Regions from separate parts of the Homo sapiens genome. Here region 1 is linked to region 2. The links are chromatin contacts, found by POLR2A ChIA-PET in ENCODE. All regions are on one chromosome and are shown on one strand. Each heading gives the region's core, a stretch centred on a gene start or an enhancer-like site at or near the end of the contact. The rest is flanking DNA. Distances are from core to core; before and after follow the strand shown.

Evidence for each region. ChIA-PET counts read pairs that join two places held with the same protein, here RNA polymerase II (POLR2A).
Region 1: POLR2A ChIA-PET joins it to region 2 with 12 read pairs in activated naive CD4-positive, alpha-beta T cell. The contact joins the promoter of DTNBP1-AS1 here to the enhancer-like site in region 2. POLR2A ChIA-PET finds 5 or more read pairs at or near these places in 2 of 52 experiments (H1 and activated naive CD4-positive, alpha-beta T cell).

The regions. Positions count from the first base shown.
Region 1 is chr6:15,543,016-15,548,777 of GRCh38, reverse strand. It overlaps DTNBP1-AS1 (DTNBP1 antisense RNA 1), which reads right to left and starts at 2,708. Exons shown (of 3, transcript XR_007059478.1): 1 at 1-2,708. All of the region lies in intron 7 of DTNBP1 (dystrobrevin binding protein 1), which reads left to right. LOC105374947 (a long non-coding RNA gene) reads right to left here. Exons shown (of 4, transcript XR_007059475.1): 4 at 4,407-5,762.
Region 2 is chr6:14,266,412-14,272,523 of GRCh38, reverse strand. No RefSeq gene overlaps it. Among named protein-coding and RNA genes, the nearest start is that of LINC01108, 16 kb to the left of the region's middle. RefSeq lists a cis regulatory region at 1,476-1,486 and enhancers at 1,409-1,553, 844-2,043. Within about 2 kb of position 1,428, at least 6 of the 41 ENCODE cell types and tissues checked have a DNase peak (open chromatin) inside an H3K27ac peak, as active enhancers do.

The DNA of each region.
Region 1 (5,762 bases), core at 1,459-3,958, 1.3 Mb before region 2:
TGTGCTGACATATTAACTGCCTTCTTTTTTTCCTCTATGTCAAAATTTCTTTATATGAGTTTAGTTTTTAGATATTTCTCAAGATTCTTTTGTAACATAGCAGCCAATTTAAATCACTATAACCATAGAAATGAGAATTGTCTTACTGAGAAAATTCCATCAACATCATTTATATACTGAAATCAAAATGTTGGAAACAAGGGGATGCTTTTGGTTTTTGTGTTCTTAAGAGTTTTCTGTTGGCAAAAAACGTCCTTCCTGCCTTCCAAATGTGTTATACATGGGAAGAATTGTGGTGTGTGTGTGTGTGTGTGTGTGTGTGTGTGTGTGTGTGTGTGTCTGTGTGTGTTTAAGCTTAGAGATTAAGAATAGCAAATGCTGACCTGAATCCTGGGTCTGATCTATTTTAACACATAGATTGTGTTGAACGGCCATGAATCCATAGCAGGTAGAACGCTTTTAAAACTTTTTAAATGTGTGATTATTTATGTTGAATAACAAGCATACCAGGTTATCAAGGTTGGGAAGTTTTTGATTAATTCAAACCTTTTATCTGTTGATATTTACCAGTCTGTCAAAGATGACCAATTTTCAAAGCAGTTAGAATATACTATAAAATGTTTTAATAATTCAGAAATCTCTTAAATCTTTGAATACCTTAGGTTATCATTGTGATTAGCTTTGTTATACTGTTGGAGTCTGAGAGTTTCGATTAATAGAAATTTATGGTTAACATTGATTTTGCATCTCTTCAGCATTTGTTGCCATATTCACTTTCTCACATCTCACTTTGCTTGTATGTATTTTTTCTTCTCTAAAATTTTTATTTGCCAGAGTTTTGTCTATTAGCTTTGAATACAAATATAATTTTATATTGTTTATGGGAAAATTAAATGCAGATGGCTTGAAAACTTCTGTATGTTGTCTCTGAAAATGGAGAGGATGAGAACCCACTCTGTTATATCTGGAGTTCAGGACAAAGCACAGATCTGGTCACAGGGGATCTTGCCTCCTTCTGTGTGGAAGCCACCAAGCACAGGGACTGGTAATGGATTCCACAGAATGGCACAGAGTTGCTAAGGAGGAAAGCCTGCCTTAAGGGGCTTATCCGTTATTGTCACCCATAAGGTTGACAACAGGCAATTCTTGTCTGTGATTATGCATTTTGGTTGCTGCTGGAGCTCTTCCGTTCTGGATAATTTCACAGATATTTTCAAGAGTTAAGGAGATAACATTTCCGTCATTTCTATGGATTGTACCAGCTGCTTCGTCTGTTTCCCATTGTATAAATATTTATACAAGGTCAAAATGTAAATGAAGTAATGCAGTGGTTGCACAGATGTAGTTCGTCTAGAGCAGTGGTTCTCAAGCAGTGTCAGCATTACCTGGGGTTTGGTTAGAAATGCAAATCTTTGGCCCAAATGGATTACTGAATCAGATTCTGGATATGGGGTCCAGGAATCTCTGTTCACTAGTCCTGTAGGTGATTTTGATGCTGCCAAATGTGGAGAACCACTGGTTTTCTGTCTGTACAACCCTTTTGAATGGACTCTTTAATAAATAATTTTCACTCACAGACGCTGGCAGTTGGTTTATACTACTTTTTCTAAAGTCTTTTATGCAGCGTTTTAAAAAAAGCCTTTGATTTTGAAAAGATTCCTGTAGTGATCTAAACTTCTTCCATTTTTTCCCCTCAAACTGTTAATAAGTAGGCCAATTCCATAGTTAAAATTCAGGAACATGTCAGATGTGGCTTAAAAATTCTAGAAATTGGGCTTTTGTCTAAATATCCATAACACAAAGCTTCTAGACTGAAGTTCTTTTTAGTCTTACCAAAAAAAAAAAAAAAAAGAAAGAAAGAAAGAAAAAGCTGCTATTTCATGCGGCATTTTAGCATAGTGTTTCTGTAAAAAGCATCTTTGTCAACATATCACTGAAGAGCATTTTCAAATGGCGTTGAACCATTCCTTCGAACTGTGACTCATCCATGTAGGTATTTGTCGATCTCCTACAGGAAGCAGCCTTCTTGGTGCTACCTGTACTCATTGCAGAAGCCACCACACCGTACCCTTAACCTCCTAGTCTGAGCCTGTGAATTTGAACAAGGGTAATAATTTATGATTAAGTGCATTTCTTACTGATCCATTTATCTTACACTTTCTGGTTCTTATCATTCTTCAATCAATCACATGGCCAGGAAAATGAATGTAAAAATACCTTCAGGTTTTTGTTAATAATTAAATCTTATTTTCTTGAAATGTCATTGTCTAACTCAAAAGGTCTTAGATTCCTTAATGCTAATCTGATATTCATATAATTATACTAAAAACAAGATAGGCTTTGGGATCACCCTTTCCTGCTCCAATCAGAAGTAAATAAAAATAGATTCTCAGCATTTAAGAACTGGAGGTGGGGCCAGGCGCGGTGGCTCACACCTGTAAACCCAGCACTTTGGGAGGCTGAGGCAGGCGGATCACGAGGTCAGAGAGTTCGAGACCAGCCTGACCAACATGATGAAACCCCATCTCTACTAAAAATACAAAAAGTAGTTGGGCGTGGTGGTACGCGCCTGTAATCCCAGCTACTCAGGAGGCTGAGGCAGGAGAATTGCTTGAACCCTGGAGGCGGAGGTTGCGGTGAGCCGAGATCGCACCATTGCACTCCAGCCTGGGCAACAGAGCAAGACTCTGTCTCAAAAAAAAAAAAAAAAAAAAGAACTGGAGGTGACCTTCCGATCCATATTCAGCCAGCTCCACCCTCCTGGCGATGGGAAATCTGAGGCCTCCAGGGTGCATGGTGGGAGGTGAGTGGTGTGCTGAGACCCGCCTGCCTGAGCTGGCCCTGCAGTCAGACCCCGGTCTTCTAAACTGCCTTGCCCTTCCCATAAAAGCTAAGGTATTGTTGAGCATTCTGTCTTAACTATTTCTAACAAGCCTCATACACATCTTGTTCCTGCAGTGTTCATTTTGTTAATACTCTAGATAGTGGTCATTTCCTTAAGGTAATTGATAGGAATTCGAAAACTGTTCCAGAATACTAGAATAGTGTTTCCTGCAGCATGGTTTTAGGAAACAGCATTTCCAGTAGCTGTTCCTAAGGACCTAATTTTGTGACCAACTCAGTAGTTGCCATGAATTCTTTGTTATGTAAAAGTTATTTATTCTGACTATCTGCAAAAAAACTGCCATTATTCCTAACTACTGTGTTTTAGGTAAGGATCATCTTTTTTTAGTTGCATGTAAAAGTATAGTACTTGATTAATGTGTGTAAAGGGTGTGTGTGTGTGTCTGTGTTGGAGCAAGGGTTAAGAAAAGCTCTGTAAAGTCATTTAACTTTCTTTGAAAACGTGTGTTAACTTTAGCATGCACAGAATTGTTTTTCCAAATGCCAATTCTGAGGAATAATGTTCTATAATACTTTAGAATACTCACAGAAATAATGTATGGTATAAAATAAATATGTCTGTTTTGAAAACTAATTATTGATGAAGGCTGGATATAAAACTTTTTAAAACTGTAGAAACACAGGTCACAGAAGTTGATACCTTAAAAATTCATGTATAAGGAAAACCAATGCCAGGAAAATACTTTTACGGGTCTTTTTTTTTAATCCAGCCTGAGAAAATTTGTATTCATTTGTTTAAGTGGGGGCAGGAGATTGGGAGACTTTAAAAATTGTTGTGTATACCTTATTTGAAAACTGAGGTAAGAAAAAATGTAACTGTTAAAAATGGTAACAGTACAGGAAAAGTGGTTTTTAAAACTGCAAGGAAATATTGTGTATTTTGTCATTGTCTAACAAGTCCTCAGTTTCTGAACAAAATTTTTCTAAAATATATTTTACTAAGCTCAGGGAACTAAAAGTACCTTTGGAAACAGCAATTATTGAAAATATTTAAAAGGAAGCTGAAACTTGTTTCTGACAGGCATCCACATTCTGGAGAAAAGAGAGAGAAAAGGAAACAGTCTGTACAATTACATATCCCTTATCTGAAATACTTGGGACTAGAAGTGTTGCAGGTTTTGGATTTTTTCCGATTTTGGAATATTTGCAGTATGCACTTACTGGTTGAGCATGGCTAAAACAAAAAACTGAAATCCTAAATGCTCCCATGAGCATCTCCTGTTAGAATCAGGTAGGTGCTCAAAAAGCTTCAGATTTCAGCGCAGGGATACTCAACCTGTGTTACAATTAGTAAGTCCCAGCAAATGCTGGCAAAGATGCAGAGAAACTAGCTGACTCACACAGTGATGATGGGGATGTAAAATGGAATAGCTACTCTGGAAAAGAGTTTGGCAGTTCCTTTCAAAACCGAAAAATGAACTTACCGTATGACCCAGCAGTTGCACTCTTGGGCATTTATGCAAGAGAAAGTACTTATTTTCATGTAGGAACTCATACACAAATGTTCATGACAGCTTTATTCATAATAGCCAAAAGTTGGAAACAGCCATTCAGTGGGTGAATGGTTAAACAAACTGTGGTACATCCATACCATAAAATTCTACTCAATAATAAAAGGGAACAGATTATTATGTGCTGTAGCTTGGAGAAACCCCAAGGCAATTATGCTGAGTGAAAAAAGCGAGTCTCAGAAGGATATATAGTACATGATTCCACTTACATAACATATGAAATAACATAATTATAGATTTGGAGTCCAGCTGAGTGTTTGGGGAAGGAGGGCATGGCTATAAGAGGTGTTGGAAGTAAATGCTTGGTGTCACCAAGTGAAAATGACACTCAGGCAAAAGTTTTCTCAGCAAGGCAATTTACTTCTATAGAAGGGTGTATCTTGTGGATGGAACAATGGCGAGAGCACACCAGACAAGGAAGGGGAAGGGGTCTTATTCCTAATGCCGCTAGCTCCTACTGCTGTGTCTTTCCCCTATTGGCTAGGGTTGGACTGCACAGTCTAAGCTAATTCCAATTGTCTCTTTTAAAGAGAGCAAGGGTATGAGCCGGAGTGGCAGGGTGAGTAGTTTTGGTGGAAAGGACAGTTACAGAACAGGTGACTAAGGATGCCTAAGGACAGAACAGGTGACAGAGGCTAGGAGGGGGTCATTTACTGAAACTAGGGGCAAGGAGAGTAAAGAATGAGGAAGTTAAACTTTAAAATGGAGAACAAAGAACAGGGAAGCTGAACATACTGACATATTGGTTCTTTGAAGAAGAACTCAGAACTTATTGTACTTAACAATTTTTCTCCTTCTTGAATTTTAAAGGAAGTTAACAGGCTAAACTTTGAAGAGGAATTTACTGTATCCTGCAAGGGGAACCTGAGGGAGTCTTACGGTGGTACTGTATTGATGTAGTGCTTACACAAGGCTATGCATGTAGTAAGACTGCATGGAGCTGTATGCCCATCTGCACGCACAGCGCATGTGTGACTGGTGAAATCTGAATAAGCTTTGTGGATTGTACCCATGTTAATTGTTGGGTTTTGACCTTATACCAGAATTATGTAAGATGTTAGCACTGAGGGACATTCAGGATGTACATTTCTAGGTAACATCCTATGAACCTATAATTATTTCGAAGTAAAAAGCTTTAAAAATTGAGTATTGCAATTTCATATAGTCATCCTAATGGGGGGAAAAATCCCTGATGGGTATACACCAAAATGTGCTAGTTGTAGTCATCTATAATAGGAAAAGTCCCCTAAAATAGGGACTTTCACCCTATTATTTGTGGAATAAATAATTTTTTATGGCTAAAAATTTTCCTCAGTGTACATAGTTCATGCATCAAAAATACCCTAT
Region 2 (6,112 bases), core at 179-2,678:
CAGAGGCTATGGATTTTATAGATTGTTTGTTAGGCAGGGGGCTAGGGAATGGGGGCTGCTAATTGGTTGGGGATGAATTCACAGGAGTATGGAAAATGGTCCTCCTGTCCTGAGTCAGCATCTTGGTGGAGGCCACAAGACTGGTTGAGTCATGAGTCATGGGTCCAGGTGAAGTAAGTCGCCAGAATGCAAAAGTCTGAAAACTATCTCCAAAGGCCAATCTTAGGTTATACAATAGTGATGTTATCTATAGGAGCAATTGGGGAAGTCACAAATCTTGTAATCTCTGACCACATAATTCCTGAGCAGTGAGGAATTATAGAAAAGCAAGCTAGGAACAATGGCGGGTTATTGTTTAACTGTACCTACATTTTAGCAGAGTTCAGGCCCCTCCCATAACCATAATCTTTTAAACTTTTATTAGTTTTTCAAAGGTGGTTTAGTCCCTTAGCAAGGAGAAGGTTAGTTTTTGGGAAGGACTATTATCATTCTTGCTTCAAAGATAAACTATAAGCTAAATTCCTTTCATGTTTAGCTTGGCCTACACCCATGAACGAATGAAGACCAACAGCCTGTGAGGCTAGAAGCAAGATGGAGTTGGCCACACTAGATTTTCTCATTGTCATAATCTTTGCAAAGGAGTTTTAATCTCTAGCTTCCCTTTAAGTTCAAGGTTGAGGTTGCATAGAATAACTTGAAAAATTGGCCTATTATTCAACAACCTTTGTGATAAAGATTACCCCAGAGGGTGTGACCTTAACTCTGAAACATCCTATTATTCTAACAGAAAGGAGTTAGGCTCTTAAACCTGCTCAGTAAATGCCAGATCCAAATATTCTAGGAGGTGCATAGATTTGGTTACCTGGCCTCTCCTCTTGTTGAGTATCTGCTGTACTCCAATTACTACATCCATTTAATCACACTGTGACCGGACCCCACAGTCCAATCACAAGAATGAGTGGTTGGCAGTGTTATGACTAGGCTGTCCCAAAAGCCCTAGTTCCAAATTTACCAGGCAAGGAGAGCAGCAGGAAGACCAGCTGCAGAGGGGATTGACTTTCTTCCACTTGGTCAGGAGGCCGGCACCTTTGAAATTCAAAGGCACTTCCTTAAAGCCAAAAAAAAAAAAAAAAAAAAGCTAGTCCGGGTCCTTCTGATCAGGGAGGATGTGGAGGACGGGTGTGAGTCAGCTCTCCAGGCAGCTGCTGTGAGCTGATGGAGCTTGGGTGGAACCCACTGAGACACCGCACTCCAAAGCACCTACCGCCCAGTGTGGCTAGTGTGGGAATGCCAGTGCATGCCATCCTGCCTTGGGCTTCTCCAAATGAGTGACTGCTTGGCACCAAAGGCAGCACGTCACCCACTGGAGGGCTGAGAGGCAAAGCCACAAGCGATGACAGGCCCTAAAGGAAATAGCGTCACCATAAGCCAGACTGGAACCTTACCAAGGGTGCAGTCTGGAAAAAAAACCCAGATGCTGTGTCAGCTCAGCCACACCCAGCCACAGGAGAGCTGGAAAGGGAAAGATTACCTAGAGAGGTGGGGCAGCTTGGCGCTCTGCAGGGGAGAGAACCAACATCAGGCTTTGCGTTGACCTCAGTAAGAGCTTGTCCAACAAACAGGCCTTGAGTAAGGTGCACCCAGGTTGGAATGTGGGTCCATGACTCCTGATTGTGTGGCCTTGGCCAAAGAGTCTTGGCTCTCTGAGTCTCAATTTCCTCAAAAGTGACAAAAACAAACTTCAGAGAGTCACTGTGAGGATTTAATGAGACAATATGTGCACACACACACACACATGCCCCTAGGACAGTGCCTGACACATAGTAGGTGCTCAATAAATGTTAGTTCTTTTGTCACACCCTGCATCCTACTCATTCATTTGTGAAACCACTCGGAGCAGAGATCCCTGACAGAAAGACCTTCATTTATAGGATAAATGTACTAAGTTCAAGTCTGAATCCTACCCATCCATTTAGAAGCAAGAATAGAAATAGTAATTCCACAGGCCGCCCAGATGTGTGCATCCTTCCTTCCCAATGCATCACTGCTGGTTTTCCCCAGCATTCGCCAGTGCAGTGGAGACCAGAGTTTCAGAGCCTTCCACACTGTCCACTGAACAGCCCCACCCTTGCGCTCAGGCTTTCCTTTCCTATAGACCACCCTGTGAGAGTCTTGGTGAGCCCTGGTCTTCTTTCTGCGCATGGTGTGCCTCCTGTTACCCTCTTCATTCTCACCTCCCTCATCCCCCAATCCTCCCCTCCAGGTCCAGGCTCTTTTCACCTGCTAGGAAGCTGACCTCCTGTTGTCCACCACAGCTCCTCCCCCTTGGTGGAGCCCAAGCTCTCACTCTCCAGGGAATTCTCCATATTGACATTGCCCATCAGGGAGGTCTTGAAATTACATCTCATTTATGTTTCCAAGTGTACGCAGAGCCCATGACTGCCTTCCTTCCTTTCAATCTTTCCAAAATTAAAAAAAAAAAAATTATATATAAGCAGCACAAATCACCTAGCAAACCATGTTAGCAGGAATCTGCGATTCCTTTTTACTTAGACACTGCTGGTGTATAAGTGGATCCTTAGAAAAGGAGAAAGCTAGGGAGTGTCAGGAGGAAGAAGTTGCCCAATTCTCTGCACATGAGAACATCTAGAAAAAAGTAGAGTGGTAGAGTCCTTCTCCCCACACCTCTCCTCCAGCCTGTGAGCTTTGTCTCACTAAAGAAAAGGAGTGAGGGGTGAATAGGAAAGCTACCTTGGGAAGCCAGGGAAGGCAGGCCCCTCTGTCTCCACCCCAGGCACCTCACTTGAAGCCCTGAGGGAAATGAAGCTCTCTGTTTAAAGAAGCAGCATTTCCTCCACCTGCACCTCAGCTATCAGTGAGGGAAGAGAAGCAGCACAAAGAGTTGCAAATTCCCCTCGAGGTCAGGCAACCTCTAGCTTACACCGGGGCAGCTTCCTCAGCTCACTGCCATCCCCCTACAGCAAACCAGAAAATTGAGTGTCTCTCTTTGAGGCTGCCATGGTCCCTGCATGTGAATACACCCAATAGGAAGCCTATCCATTAATGTGAGATTGTGTCCTGTGACCTGGACATAAAATGGGAATGGTGGCATCATTCCAAAATGGCAGATTTGGCACGAGCCTTGGGCCTTGGTTCTGCCACCATTGTTATAATAGACAGAGGTGACATAGGACTGGGTCTCACCTCTTGGTGGATCAAAGGGTTTATTCTTCACTGCTGTTGGCCAAGGGCACATGGGAGTGTAATGGGCTAAATGGTGGCCCCCAATAAGATGTGTCCATGTCCTAAATCCCAGAACCTGCAAGGGTGACCTTATTTAGAAAAAGGGCTTTGCAGATATAATTAAGGATCTCGAGATAAGATCATCCTGGATTATCCAGGTGGGCCCTAAATCCAGTGATAAGTGTCCTTATAAGGGTCACAAAAAGAAGAGACTCATGGAGAAGAGGAGAGGCCATGTGAAAACAGAGGCAGAGATTGGAATGGTGCAGCCACAAGCCAAGAAATGCCTGGGGCCACCAGCAGCTGGAAGAGGCAAGGAAGGATCCTACCCTGGAGCCTTTGGAAGGAGCATGGCCCTGACAACACCTTGATTTTGGACCTCTGTCCTCTAGTACCACGAGACAATAAATTTCTTTACATTAAGTCCCTATGTTTGTGGTAGTTTGCTACAGTAATCCCAGGAAGTTAGCACAGGAGTAGGACAGATTTGTCCATCAGAGATTTGCCCATCAAGAGTCCTCTTTTTGCCTCCACAAACACCCCTTTCTTCTACCTCCTCTGCTCTGTACAGCTACACAGGTCCCCGAGTCTCCAATAGAACTGGAAGAATTGTGAGATACTTTGAGGTATGGTATGTTATTCAGTTCACTGCGTATGGAATTAAAGCATGAAGCAGTCCTTTTCAGGAGAGATATGCAAGCCCTCAGCATAGGGCGTAGCTCAGCATCAGTACCCAACCAATGAATATCCTCCTTCTCCTCCCCTCCAACACTTCTCCCCATTGGATGGCAAGCTCTTGTCCTGTCTGGGCCTAGTGCTTCAGTGACAGCATCAACAGGGCTGCTGAGAAAGCCTGGGAGTGTGTGCTGCACCAGGTGGCTGGCCAAGGGGGACATGGGAGCTGAATTCCACCACGCCCCATTCACCAAACCAAGAGTAGACATTTTTTTTAAGAGACAGGGTCTTACTATGTTGCCCAGGCTGGTCTCAAACTTTTGGGATCAAGCAATCCTCCTTGGCCTCCCAAGTCGCTGGGATTATAGGGGTGAGCCAACATGTCAGGCAGCCAAAGACTACACTTGACAGCCCAAAGTTAAGTGGGTTTTTTGTCAGTTTGCCCAGTTGAAGATGTCGTCTTTCAAAATCAAGGAAAGATACTATCGGAATGATGAAAAAAAATTTGAAATAGACTGTAGTAATGATTGCACAACACGATGCGTGTCATTAGTGTCATTGAATTGTACACTTAAAATTGTTAAAATGATGAATTTGGTGTTATATTTCTCACCACAATTATAAAAAGGTTAATACTGCAATATACCAAACTCATTGACTTATACACGTTAAGTGGGCAAATTATATGGTATGTGAATTATATCTCAATAAAGCCATTTTAAAGAATGCAAACAAATTTTTAAAACACATTTTTTTTGAGAGAGAATTTTGCTCTAGTCCCCCAGGCTGGAGTGCAATGGCGTGATCTCGGCTCACTGCAACCTCCACCTCCCGGGTTCAAGCGATTCTCCTGCCTCATCCTCCCAAGTAGCTGAGATTACAGGTGCCCGCCACCACACCCAGCTAATTTTTGAACTTTTAGTAGAGACGGGGTTTCGTCATATTGGTCAGGCTGGTCTCAAAATCCTGACCTCAGGTGATCCACCCACCTCTGCCTCCCAAAGTGCAGGCATGAGCCACCACGTCCAGCCTTAAAAAACACATTTTACAAAAAGAAAAAACTTAAGACTCCTATTAAACCCATTCCGTGAAAAATTTTTTTTTCAGAAGCTGTGTGTGCTAGCAGAGGCTCTCAACACCAGGCTTGCTCTGTCTTTCACTGGCCATTGACTGGTGGAGTCCAGCTTTTGGTGGCTGTTCGATGCAGGAGATGATGTTCAGCCACACATAGAAACCTCCGTGTTGGAATGCTGATTCTCTGGTCACTCAGCTCATCAGTCAGGCTGCCCACCTCTCAGACTCTAACCGTTAAAACTCCCATTTTCTCTCTTTTCTGTGTCCTAAAACTCGATGTGCAGGCTTTCTCTTTGTCTTTCCCATCTTAATTGGCACATCCTGCATTTTCCAAACCAACTCTTCTATTTCTGGTTTCCCATTAAGGCTTTAGCTTTGCACTGCATCATGCCTTTGATGTTTTGAGAGCTGTGAGCAGGTTCATAGGATGTTTTGAAGGAAGGAATCATTAAATAGCAACAATTTTCAGTACACTCTCTATTTGTACATAAAAAGTACAGGTAGACACAAAGAAACAGAAACAACTTGTCAATTCACCCCCTCACACTACATTGGGAAAGATAATCTAGAATTCCTGACACACTGCATTTGCCGTAAACGCAATATGAAAGCAGATTGGAAATACTTGCCTAGCGATGACAGAGGAAGTAGGTCGGAAAAACGTCTTATGGATAAATGGGTATCTATTTTTTGTGGGGAGGTGCCATGTCCAGATAAGGGTGTGTATTGTGATTAAATTTAATACTGGTGTAAACACTCTGCAACCTGCCATTTTCTCAGTTGGATTTATGATTTGTCCATATAAGACAATCAGCAAAGAGTGGCAGAGAGGCGTAGGAGTCTAGAGGGAAGTGATTAGGGCTAAGAAAAGAGGGAAAATTAACAACAGTCTCAAAAAGGTAACATCCTACCACACATAACAGGTAATGTTTGGGAAGAAGATGTTAAGAGATTGAGAAAAAGAAGAGATACTGTAAGAGCAGTTGTAAGCATGTTTTATCTGATTCTAATTTTTAGAAAGTTAGCAATTTGCATACTGCACCTGTATTAATCAGACACTTGACTGAGCAGAGGCTTCTCATTCCTTTACTCTATCAAATTGTCTAGAATGACACTGGGG